2 separate regions of the Homo sapiens genome follow, and region 2 is linked to region 1. A link is a contact called in ENCODE Hi-C or POLR2A ChIA-PET data. All regions are on one chromosome and are shown on one strand. Each heading gives the region's core, a stretch centred on a gene start or an enhancer-like site at or near the end of the contact. The rest is flanking DNA. Distances are from core to core; before and after follow the strand shown.

Region 1 (5,837 bases), core at 2,305-4,804:
AAGGACCATCGCTTGTTGTCCAATATGTGAAAAAACATCTCTTATTTCATCTGAGTTTCTAGTTGTTCATGGTGGGAGTCAATTCCCACAAGAGTTAATCCTTTGTGGTCAGAAGCAAAACTCCTCTAAAGGTTAAACAGGATATTTTGGCCAGGCGCAGTGGCTCAGGCCTATAATCCCAACCCTTTGGGAGGCAAAGGCAGGTGGATCACGAGGTCAGAAGATCGAGACCATCCTGGTCAACATGGTGAAACCCCGTCTCTACTAAAAATACAAAAATTAGCCAGGCATGGTGGCATGTACTTATAATCCCAGTTACTTGGGAGGCTGAGGCAGGAGAATCGCTTGAACCCGGGAGGTGGAGCTTGCAGTGAGCTGAGATCGTGCCACTGTACTCCAGCCTGGCGACAGAGCGAGACTCCGTCTCAAAAAAAAATAAATAAATAAAAAAGGATATTTTTTGTGATGCACTTTATAAACTCTGAACCGGTATGCAAACATTAGCTCAAGAAAACACATCTACAGAGAAAACACGCTTGATGGTCCAGATTTTTTTAAAAAAATTCTTCCACAAAGACAAGGAGACAATGCAGACCATGATCTTGTAGAAGCTGAAATATTCTGGAAAGGTTAATTTGCCTGAAATCAAAATGCTCAAATCACTCAGAGTATTTAATTTCCTTAAGAAATATTCCTTTTTACAAAGCACTGACCCTATAAAAATGCAAATAACTCTAGGAAAGGGCACTTTACATTCTCTTCAACTAATGAGACTGTGGTTAGAACTGGTCATCTGTTGGTACCTTGAACCATTACAGCACCATCAGAGCGCAGGGACATCTGGATTGTGGGTGGCAGGAGAATTAAGTTGAAAGAGAAAGTACATTGCTAAAGGGAAGAAGGGCAGAATTCTCAACTTCATAGCTTTGCCCAGGGCAGGCCCTGAGGGAAAGGATTTGTCTGCCTGCTATATTTCCCTTGGGTACTATCTGTAATTACTATCACAGCTCATTGATTTTCAATTCCTTGTATTAATATATTTATTGGCCATTCTGACATTATTAAAATCAGTCTAACTCTGCATCTTTAGTGGAGGATACCTCTTCTTAAAATAGGAGTTTTGCAAGAGCAGATATTTCTTTCCGCTTAAAAAAAAAAATGGTCTTCTCACATTAGCCATAACACAGCAACTGCAAATGTTTTTCTTTGAAGCCAGGTAGTGACATGCAAAGATTTCACTACAGATCAAAAGATCTCAAGCAGCAGGTCATCAGAGAATATTAAATGATAAGCAAACTCGTATTTCCAAGATAATTCTACCAATTTAGTCAAACGCTGGCCCCTGTTCCACAGCAGGAGAGGGAATAATGAGCCCCTGGTTAAAGGGTAATGCAAGTGGCATTTTTAATAATGCCCTTTTTTCACTTCTGATAAAGTCATTAAAGTAACACTGTCTTACTACGCCTTTACGCACAGATGTACACTAGATCGTTAGTGTAAAATTAAATAGGTTTACTGAGGAAAAAAGTTAGGCTAATTGTTGGGTTTTTTCCCCCTAATGCTACTGAATTTTAATGTAATTTATTTCCTGCGTTAAGTAAACATTCCATAGCACATTTCCAGGTTCAGCTACAATACCTGCACCCGTCTATATTTCTTTATTAAGCCTAACGACTGGAGTCTTTTTCAAAAAAGCACCCGTCTCCAAATCCTCTCAATTCCAGTGTGGCAAACAGCCTCTCACTTACAACAAATAGCACATGAATGAATCACCACTTATTGAGCCCTGCCGATTCATAAGCTCCTGTGCTGAGATGATGAGGAATAACAAGAAACATAAAGCATAAGCTCTGCTCTTAAGGAAGTTACATTACAGCTGACTTCATGATGCTAGTCAGCTCTTGGTGATATAGGAATAGCTTCAACACCTTGTTATTAATGTCCTGCAGAATGGTTTCTAAGAGTTACTGCAAGCTGCCTCTAGGGAAAAGACTGAGTCTCCCTTATCCTCTTTTGTTCTGCCTCTAAAATGAGGGAGTGCATAGGAATCTCTGGTCTGGCCAAGGTGGATATTTCCTGGTAGTTAAGGCATGGAGTATTGACGTGATTCTATACTTGTCTGCGGCAATGCCTGCACCCTTTCTAGCTACATGGCTATGGCAAAGAGGCATCAGGCTCGCTTCCCCAAGGGTAACAGAAAGGAATCTGTCTTCCACTCAATTACTGACTGCTTAGAGCACTTAAAATGAGCAAAACACCCAATCTCTTTCCCTGTTTCTGCCGCACTATTGCCGCTCTTCTCTGCCGGCCCACGGATCAGAACTGTACCTGGTTCTACAGGAGAGAAGAGAGGCAGGATAACCAATGGCTTCAACACCCTTGCAGTTAGTGTAGACACTCAGGTCAGCTCCTTCCCCGCGGCAGATTCCTCAGACTTAGGAAATAAACAGTGAGGGTGACTAAGAAATGTTGCTTTCAGGTCTCCCTCTGAGTCCTCTGCACCTATGTAGTTTTCAAAAATATTTTTATTTAGAGAGCTCATCTTTTCTTTTTAAAACATTTTAATTTAAAGAATTTCAAATACACAAAATTAGGCAGAATAAACTATTTTCATTTTTTTGGTTCCATGATTCTGTTTTTATTCTGTTATTGACATTATTTTTTGTGTTCCATTATTTCACATAATAAACTCTAATCAGAATTTGAAACATTCTTCCAGATATCCTTAAATAAAAATTCAAATTAAAAAAAGAGTTCTAATTTCAGATCTACCTACCCTATGTCTACTTGGAGAATTATGAATTAACATAGATGTTGAAATCTCTACTAGATACTTCATGAGAATTGCAGCAACATAAACGAAAGTAATAGGGCCTTTTTCTCCTGTTTTTCTTCAAAAGAACACTGACTCAGTACCCACCAAAGGCAGGCAGGCTCCTGTGAAGATGGGTGGTTAATTCCATCTTCCAGGTGAGTAGGATTAAAGGAGAGAGACTAAGCATGACCCACACAGCTGGTACCAGGCTGAATACCATCTGAACTCAGGTCTTTCTCACTTTGAAGTCTGTGAATTTACACTTCCATACACAGGAAGCTTCACTGCAGTAAGACTCATAAATGCATAAACAGAAAGGCTCTGTCTCACCCCTTGCTCCTCACCAGGATCATAGAATGGCAGACTTCACCTGGGAGAGAAGCCCTCATCTCCAGCACCCCCACTGTATGGATGAGGGCATAGAGGCCTGGAGATAGAAAATAACTTCCCAATGTCATTCCAGCTGGTGAACTGCAGGGCCAGGAATAAAATCACATAGTATATCTCTGGGGCAGTATCCTCTATATACTACCTTATCTCTGGGTGTGATAGTTCTAATACTCTTCTTGTTTCAGTCCTTTGCTTAGTAACATGTTAGAACATCCAAAGGCTAACAGCATTTGGGAAGCTCTTGTAACAGCAGGACGCACGCACCAAAGTCACAGACAAAGTCATTCAAGCACTCCTTGCTGTGCCCCTGAAGCGTATCACAAGAGCACATGCCCTTCCTAGAGGCTGCCAGCAGCATGTGCTGTGTTACCGACAAGCAAGAAAACCGAAGTCACATTTCAGGTGACTGCAATAATTATCTACCTAGCTTTCACTTAACTAAAAATGCAAGAGTCAGAGAACTCCAAACAGAAGGCACACAGAGGTGGTGCCCATATGCTACCACACCTATCCGGTTCACATGGCTACGAGATGAGGACTCCTGTCACCAATGAGAATGCGTATTTCCAATATTTACAATTTTGATTTTTATGTTCACAATAACCCTATGACATAGAGCAGGTTGACAATTATCTATTGACTGGTTTTATATTTTTCACCATGCTAATTATAATGCCCAGACAAGCTGAATAAATAATGTATTCACCATGTGCCAGAAACTATAAGAGATACAAACCAGAAATATAAGAAATAGTCCTTGTCCTCTAGGAGTTTACACTCTGATTGAAGACACATGACCACATACACACAGCATAAATCTCATTAAGAGAATGAGGCAAGGCAGCCAGAACTTTTCACAGAAGAGATGCAGGCCTGTTCCCAGTCTGTCTTTAACCTCTGAAATGTGCTCCTCAGGTCCTGAATTCCTTGGAGGGGTGGGGAGACATGCAGAGCCCACCTGACAGCAGAAGACCTAAAGGACTCTTTCTAACACGCAGCAGAGAACAACTACATGCCTTTCTGGTGCACTGAAACACAAGGGCATGTAGAGTAGCATATCTTTAAAATGCTGTGTGCAGCCTGAGATAAATACCAACTTTTCTTCACCAAAAGATTGAGATTAGTATCTATTTCTTAAAGACAGAGTACCAAAACTAGGTTTTTCAGAGTGATTATACATTCCAACCAATGTACCACCTTCAGGCTTTCTTCAAGCTTTCTCATTCATTGTTGTGACACAGACAAGTTTCTATCGCTTTTTGTTCACTGTTAACTAACATGTCTCATCTTTTTCAAAAGTCCATAATCAGCTGGGCATGGTGGCACATGTCTATAACCCCAGCTACTTGAGAGGCTTATGCAGGAGGATCACTTGAACCCAAGACTTTGAGTCCAACCCGGGCAACATAGCAAGCAAAACTCTATGTCGTAAAAAATAGATAAATAAATGCCCATAATTATACATGTGAGTGTAATTATTTATTGAAATTTCACTAATGTGTTTTTCTTACAAAGAATTAAACTTCAACCAGCCTTTAAGTCATAAATGAGGAAGTCATGAAATATTCCAAATTCTGGCTCTCCTTATCTAAAAATAGTTCTAAGATTCTGAACATTATATGGTATATAACACCCAACGCATCTTCTCAATGAAAAACCCAGCAAAGTGGCCAAAAATGAAAGTCACCAAAATTCTAGACTTTGTTTCAAACAAGAGTTGATTTAAAGCATTACAAAATTGTTAAAATTATTGTATTCTAATAGAGTTAAATCATTATACATTTCATTAAACACTACAGGCTGATTCTCTTGAAGCTTTGCTACAAAAGAGAATGAAATTGTATCTGTCATATATTTAAGAGGTACACATAAACCCAAAGGAAAAAAAAAAGTTCTATTTCCCTCCAACATGCAGAATCTAAATAAGAGTTAAAATACCAACATCAGCTCCACTCACAAGGAGGAAAATCGATTTTCATGAACAGGCATTAGGCAATACCTATGAACCCACAACTTTTCATGTCCCTCTCTAAGGACAAAAAAAATGCTTTCTATAAATAATGTGACATGGAGTTCTTATTCACACTGCAAAACTGCTGGGAATAGTGGCTTTTGTTTTTTGTGCACCTAAATATTTCAGGTAGACCTTACCTTGAAACCAAAAAATAAAGGGGAAAGAACTATATGGATATTGTTAAAGATTACCAAGACTGGTGACAGCAACCCACGATCCTGGCTTTGACCATTGGTCTGGGGCTAAGTTTCTGACTGGTTTGCTATAGTTTTTGCCTTCCTCCAACATGCACAGTTTGAACAGATTGTTATTTCAAGTTGAAGAAATTATTGTGAAATGCAGACTGCTTTTTCACTTTTTTTTCCCATGAGCAGTGGGAAAAGGCTATCCTTTCTGAATGAGACGCCAGGCTCTATATGAGCTGAGCAGAAGTTTATTTTACTAAACTCATGATAATGCAACTAGATTAAGAAATGAATTAAGAAAACAGAACTCTAAAGAACTAAGACAAATCCTCCCCATGGTTAGGTTAATCAATAAAGGTTGAAACTATCTATAAGGTTTGGAAGGTATATACAATTTAACTTAGTGAATCCAGCTAGAAAATCCAGTTGAACA
Region 2 (5,559 bases), core at 311-2,810, 45 kb after region 1:
CATATTCTGCATACAAACTATTGCTATCATTCTTGCTCATAACTTTGCTCTAAACTTTACTATCTGGACAAGTCCCTGGTGTCCCAATTATTCACATATTTCCATCATGTACAAAATCAGAATCCTCCTTTTCCTCATATTATGTTTTCTCTTTCCTAAACTCTCAATCACAAATCCCTGAGGCCACAAAGCCCTGGCCCCAGCCTGACTGGTCTATGGCATTATAGACAGGCAGTCAAGATCCCAAATCCAGGGAGCAGAGTGGCCTCAACCACAACAGACAGCAGTAACTGAGTCAAGTACCATATGAAAAAGCAAGAAGAGGCCACAAATAATCTTGCAGGTTCTCAGAGTCGTGCAGAATTCATAAGCAGTGAATCCAGGCAGGTGGTATTCTAGGGCAGATGAGCCTTCCTCATGTGGAGACGTCCATTCATGTGACAGCACTGTCCTCTCCACTACAAGGGTGGGTCCCAGGAGCAGTGCTTCAGACAGAAATGGGAAAATCAAGGAAAGAACAGGAACCAACAGAGGTCTATAATCCTCTATAAGATCCTCGGGTGGGGAGGACAGCAAGCAGGTAGAGCTGCAAGTGAAATGGCAGAGAAGAGGCAAGGAAAGACTTGGTGGTGGATTTGAACTATCTCAACTACATGTCTACATTTTCAGAACTGTCTTCCCTGCAGCATGCCATCATTTTTGGGTTATAAGAGCCACCCTGGCGGGACTCGGGGCAGTAGTGAAGCACCTGCCGCATGCATCTCACACTGGGAAGGTGCAGCTCACACACACTGTCGCCTATGTGCCTGCTCTCCTCGCTGGCACAGGGAAGCGGCTGGTCCACGGGATTGCCTTCATCTGCTTATTTTATTCATAGGCCATGACGCGTCTTGCTCAGGGAAGGGTGCCAGCTTCTCCCACAGTTCCCTGGCCTCTCTGAAGTTAGAGGCTTATGATCAGTGAGGGTCTATGTGGACTGGCATGTGCCCTTGTACATCCAGTGTGGCCTTCCTCTCCTGCGCTCCACTCTCATCCTTCCTTCCCGACTGCTAGCCCTGGTGATTTCAGCTCTGGCGCCAAATATATAGAAGCAACAGCCATATATAATGTGCTTAACTAGTTCCTACCATCATAGGAGGTCAAGTCCTTTTAAGTCCCATATTCGGCACCTTTCCCCTCATTCTGTTTCTCTTTTCACACCCCAACTGATACAGAATTTGGCACCAGAACTAGTTCCAGAAAAACAAAACGTTACGGATTCCTCCAGTTTGAAGATGAACTGTAGCTGATGCTGTTTTCCAGAAATGTTCACTACAGTATCTCCAGTCACATGTGCTCTTCCAGAATGTTTCCACTCTCCCATCAAGGGGTGGGGGATATGTCCCCTCCTTTTGAATTAATGAGCCTGTCTTTATAATCACCTGGATGAACAGAATATGGGGGAAATCACATGGCATCACTTCCAAGGGTGACACAGCTTCTGCCTGGTGTTATCCCCCCACCCACCTTCCCCAGTGCGCAGCTTTACTGTTAAGGAAGCCTTGGCCACATGAAGGCGTTGCAGCCAACAGACTGGCTGAGAGCCAGCACTAACTGGAAAACATGTCGACGAGAGTCTTCATGATTGCAGTCATCCGCCTTTGAACCTCAGCAGCCACTGAGCAGAGCAAGGAGAAGCCGACTCCACCAAGTCCTACCCAAGTAGCCACTTCAAGAGCAAAACACATACTGCTTTTGCTTTAAGCCACTAACCTGGGATGCTCTGTTTTGCAGCAATGGATGATGAAATCGTGGTTGTCACAAGGTGCCCAGATTCCAACTCTCAGTTAAAAAGGACACTCAACTCTCAGTTAAAAAGGAACACCTACCCTTCAATTTGAGTGCACATGATTGAAAACAGGGAAAGGGATTACTCACGGCAGAAGGGTGCAAGGCCGACAACCAGTGATTATCACAGTGTGCAACATTAGAAGGAGGCTTTAAACCAGGCTCAGGGTCCCAAACCCCAGACTCTGTGTAACTACCATCCCCTTTTTACTTACAGTCCTGGCTCTAACGACTCTCCATGTGTTTGCTCTCAATCTTCCAGCTTCTCATTGTCAAGCGGCCTTTCATTTTCCCCTAGATGCCAGCTATTAGCACTCTAAATTAAAGGAGTCATCCCTGAGATGTGAAGCTATTAAAACTGCAAAAGGCCCCTCTCACAGATTTTGCTCCCCTTAGACTCTCTGCTGTGTGAAGACGGATGAAAAGAAAAAGCTATACAGAACTTTTCCTCACTTTGATAACAAAAACAATCAAAAAAATTCCCCCAGAAAAAGTTCTTTGAAATCTAAAGGATCTCACTACCCTGAAAGAGGCAACAGCCCTAGCCTATCTGTTAATTTCAATAGATAGCTGCTGGCTAGGTATTAACTAAACTTTAAATACAGCTCCGGAGCCACAGCTGCAAGAGATACAGGATGTCTTAGTAAGTGTATGGGTTGTAAGTAAGTGCATGCTATCACCTCAAGAGCTTTTAACGAGATAACCAAACATGTTTCCTGAAACTAGATTTCAGTTTTATCAGATACGCTACAAATAACAACATTCAAAAACAAAGGAAAATTTGTTAGGCCAAAAGGTCTGATGAATTCTAAAAGTAGTTCATCTAGCTTTGAAGGCACATAAAACCATAGTATCACCATGTGAAACTGTGGTAAACAATCTACTGTTTGCAAAAAATTAGATATTTATTAGATTTTTTATAATGGGAAATTTTAATATTATCACTTGCTTCATTTAGCTGCAAAAGTGATTTGAATGGACTTTTTTCTTCCAATCACAAGAAGGAAGAAAATTATATTTTGATTGACATAAATCATAATTTGCTTGACTATTAATGGAATTAGCAAAATGAGAATTCTTTCAAAATTCCCAACCACATGTTTATGACAAAGGTAACATGTACCTGCAATCACAGTCACTTACGTTTTTGAAAACCTGTGGCTGGCAGAGTAATGGCCCCCTAAAGATGTCCATGTCCTAATCCCTGAAATCTGTTAGGTTACATGGCAAAGGGGAATGAAAGTCACAGATGGAATTAAAGTTGCTAATCACCTGACCTTAAAATAAGGAGATCATCCTGGATTATCTAGGATAGGCCAAAGTAATCACAATAGTCCTTAAATGTGAAGGAGGGAGGTAGAAGGGGAGAACCAGAGAGATGGCAGTACCAGAAGGACTTGGCCCAAAGCTGCTGGAGTTGAATGGACCAAGGAACCTGAGTAGGCTCTAGAGGCCGGTAAGGAAATGGAATCAGTCCTAGGACCTCCAGAAGGGAATATAATCCTCCCAATACTTTGAGTTTAGCCCAGTGAGACCATTGGACTTCTGACCACCAGAACTGTAAGATAAATTTGTGTTTTTTTTTCAAAACCACTAAGTTTGTGGTAATTTGTTACAGTGGCCATAGAAAACAAATTAAAAGCCTTTAATAAAAATAAATTCACTTTCATATTAAGTGTCTTGCTCTAAAAGCACAAATAGTTGAAGCAGCATGTTAAATATGAATAATCAATTGATTCTTAAATTGGAATTTTGAGAAACTTACACTCCATTAGACTATAAGATACACTGAAAAACTGATTACGTGTAAGACACAAAAAATCACACTTCTTGAGTCAATAATTATTAACATTATTAAATAAAATTCTTTAGAAAAAGTAAGAAATTCTCACCTAACATCAGCTTAAGAGAAGGGAAGAAGCTGCCTTATTAAAATAATATACAACTGTTGATACATAAAACTATATAGATATTATACTTCAATAAATGTTTTTAATAATCAATTACTATGCTGCTTTAACACTATAATGTTCTCAGTAAGTAAAAAAATTTTAACTAAAATGATATTTGAAAGACACTTGTATCATTTTTATGATCACTCTTGAAAATTTCTGGTAAAATATAATAATTACTTTGGTAAGGTACTCTAAATAGCTTAGCTGAAGAACCACTATAATCAAGTGGCCAGAGAATGAAAATGTGTAAACAGGGAAGAGAAAAAGAAGAAGGGAGGGAGGGAGCAGACGTGGGAGAGGGGAGAGGGAGAGGCAGAGAGAAAGTGGGGGGAGAGGAAGTGAGGGGAAGAGAGGAAATTGGAGAGAGGAGAGAAGAAGTGGGAGAGGAGAGAGAAAGTGGGGGGGTAGAGGAAGTGGGAGGAAAGAGGAAGTGAGGGGAAGAGAGGAAATTGGAGAGGGGAGAGAAGAAGTGGGAGAGGAGAGAGAAAGTGGGGGGGTAGATGAAGTGGGAGGAAAGAGGAAGTGGGGGAAGAGGAAAGAGGAACTGCAGGGAGAGGGAGGGTAGAGAGGGAAAGAGTGAGAGTGAGACAAGGAAGGAGAGGAAGGTAGAAAAAGAAATAAGCCTCAACAGATTCTGGCCGAAATGTAAATCTTTGACTTGTGTTTGTCATTTCAAATACTGTCTAAATAAAGATGTCATTTCCAGAGTCTCCCCTCTGCTTCCATGGCACAGCAGTGCCCCTTAGGAGAAGGGCTCCTGTCTTCCTTCATTCTGCCACTTCCAGTAGATCCCCTGGAATCATTGATTATCACACATTTATCTTTAAGAAGAAATTTTTCAGGGCACTTTTGTGCCCAAAGAAAAAATACACCCTTTTGCATTTGCTAAGAATTTTTTCTAAACTAACTTTTCTTGGCTGCTCCCATTTCTTACAGTCAGTGTCATACTGGCAACTCAAGGTCTAGCTCAAATGTCACTTTAAATGTGAAGCCTTCCAGAACCCACATCCCAATTCCCTGGCTCTAATAAATATATTATGGCACCAATCACATACAACTGTAGAAACTTATCTGCCCATCTCTGAGATAATGAAGTCTTCAAGGCAGAGTCTAAATACAATTTGTCTTTCTAGCCCAGTGTCTAACAAATAATAAATGCTAAATATATGTTTGAATTGTAGTGTTTGCAACACCACAGGACAGAAGTTGCCAACATTCTGTAAGTGAACCAATAACATATGCCCCAACTACCACAGCATATCCAATGTTATTTCCTCCAAGAGAATTGGCGATGATTCTATTCTTTATCAACACAGAGTAGAACAATTTGGAAGTCCCCAGTCAGACCCCAACACCAGAAGCTGCCATATAAGAAGAACACCTGGTACCCATCCCAGCATGCTCTTCAGTCAAAGGAAATAAAATATACAAATGCTGGTCTAAGTAGCCAATTTTCCTAAAGCTAAACTGACTATACTGTAAACATGACTAACACAGCTTAAAATGATAAAAACAGCTATTTTAATGAGCACTAGTAACTACCAGGCAATATGCAAATGCTTTAGAATTTTTTTCTCATTTAACCTTCACAATAATTTTATGGAGTAGGAACTATTACTGTTATTGCCATATCACAGACATGGCAACTGAAATATACAAGCAAAGTTGAACACTGGCAGAACCAGGATGGAAACCAGACAATCTGAGTACAAAGTCATTTTTTTAAACACCACAGCAAGTTCAATATTCTCCATGTGCCCCTTAAATCCATTTAAAA

The links. A loop is a pair of places that touch in the nucleus more often than their neighbours do. ChIA-PET counts read pairs that join two places held with the same protein, here RNA polymerase II (POLR2A). Pooled maps may share reads with other maps.
Region 2: a map of left cardiac atrium shows a loop between it and region 1 (4-fold over the local background). The contact joins two enhancer-like sites. A Hi-C loop is called at or near these places in 4 of 168 maps with a recorded cell type or tissue (CD4-positive, alpha-beta T cell, CD4-positive, alpha-beta memory T cell and left cardiac atrium), 1 of 37 single-sample maps with no recorded cell type and 11 of 50 pooled maps. POLR2A ChIA-PET finds 5 or more read pairs at or near these places in 5 of 52 experiments (OCI-LY7, activated CD4-positive, alpha-beta T cell, activated naive CD4-positive, alpha-beta T cell and 1 more).

What each region holds. Positions count from the first base shown.
Region 1 is chr13:73,936,762-73,942,598 of GRCh38, forward strand. The region is part of intron 3 of KLF12 (KLF transcription factor 12); the gene reads right to left. Among named protein-coding and RNA genes, the nearest start is that of KLF12, 190 kb to the right of the region's middle. Within about 2 kb of position 3,555, at least 2 of the 41 ENCODE cell types and tissues checked have a DNase peak (open chromatin) inside an H3K27ac peak, as active enhancers do.
Region 2 is chr13:73,983,536-73,989,094 of GRCh38, forward strand. All of the region lies in intron 2 of KLF12 (KLF transcription factor 12), which reads right to left. Among named protein-coding and RNA genes, the nearest start is that of KLF12, 150 kb to the right of the region's middle. Within about 2 kb of position 1,561, at least 3 of the 41 ENCODE cell types and tissues checked have a DNase peak (open chromatin) inside an H3K27ac peak, as active enhancers do.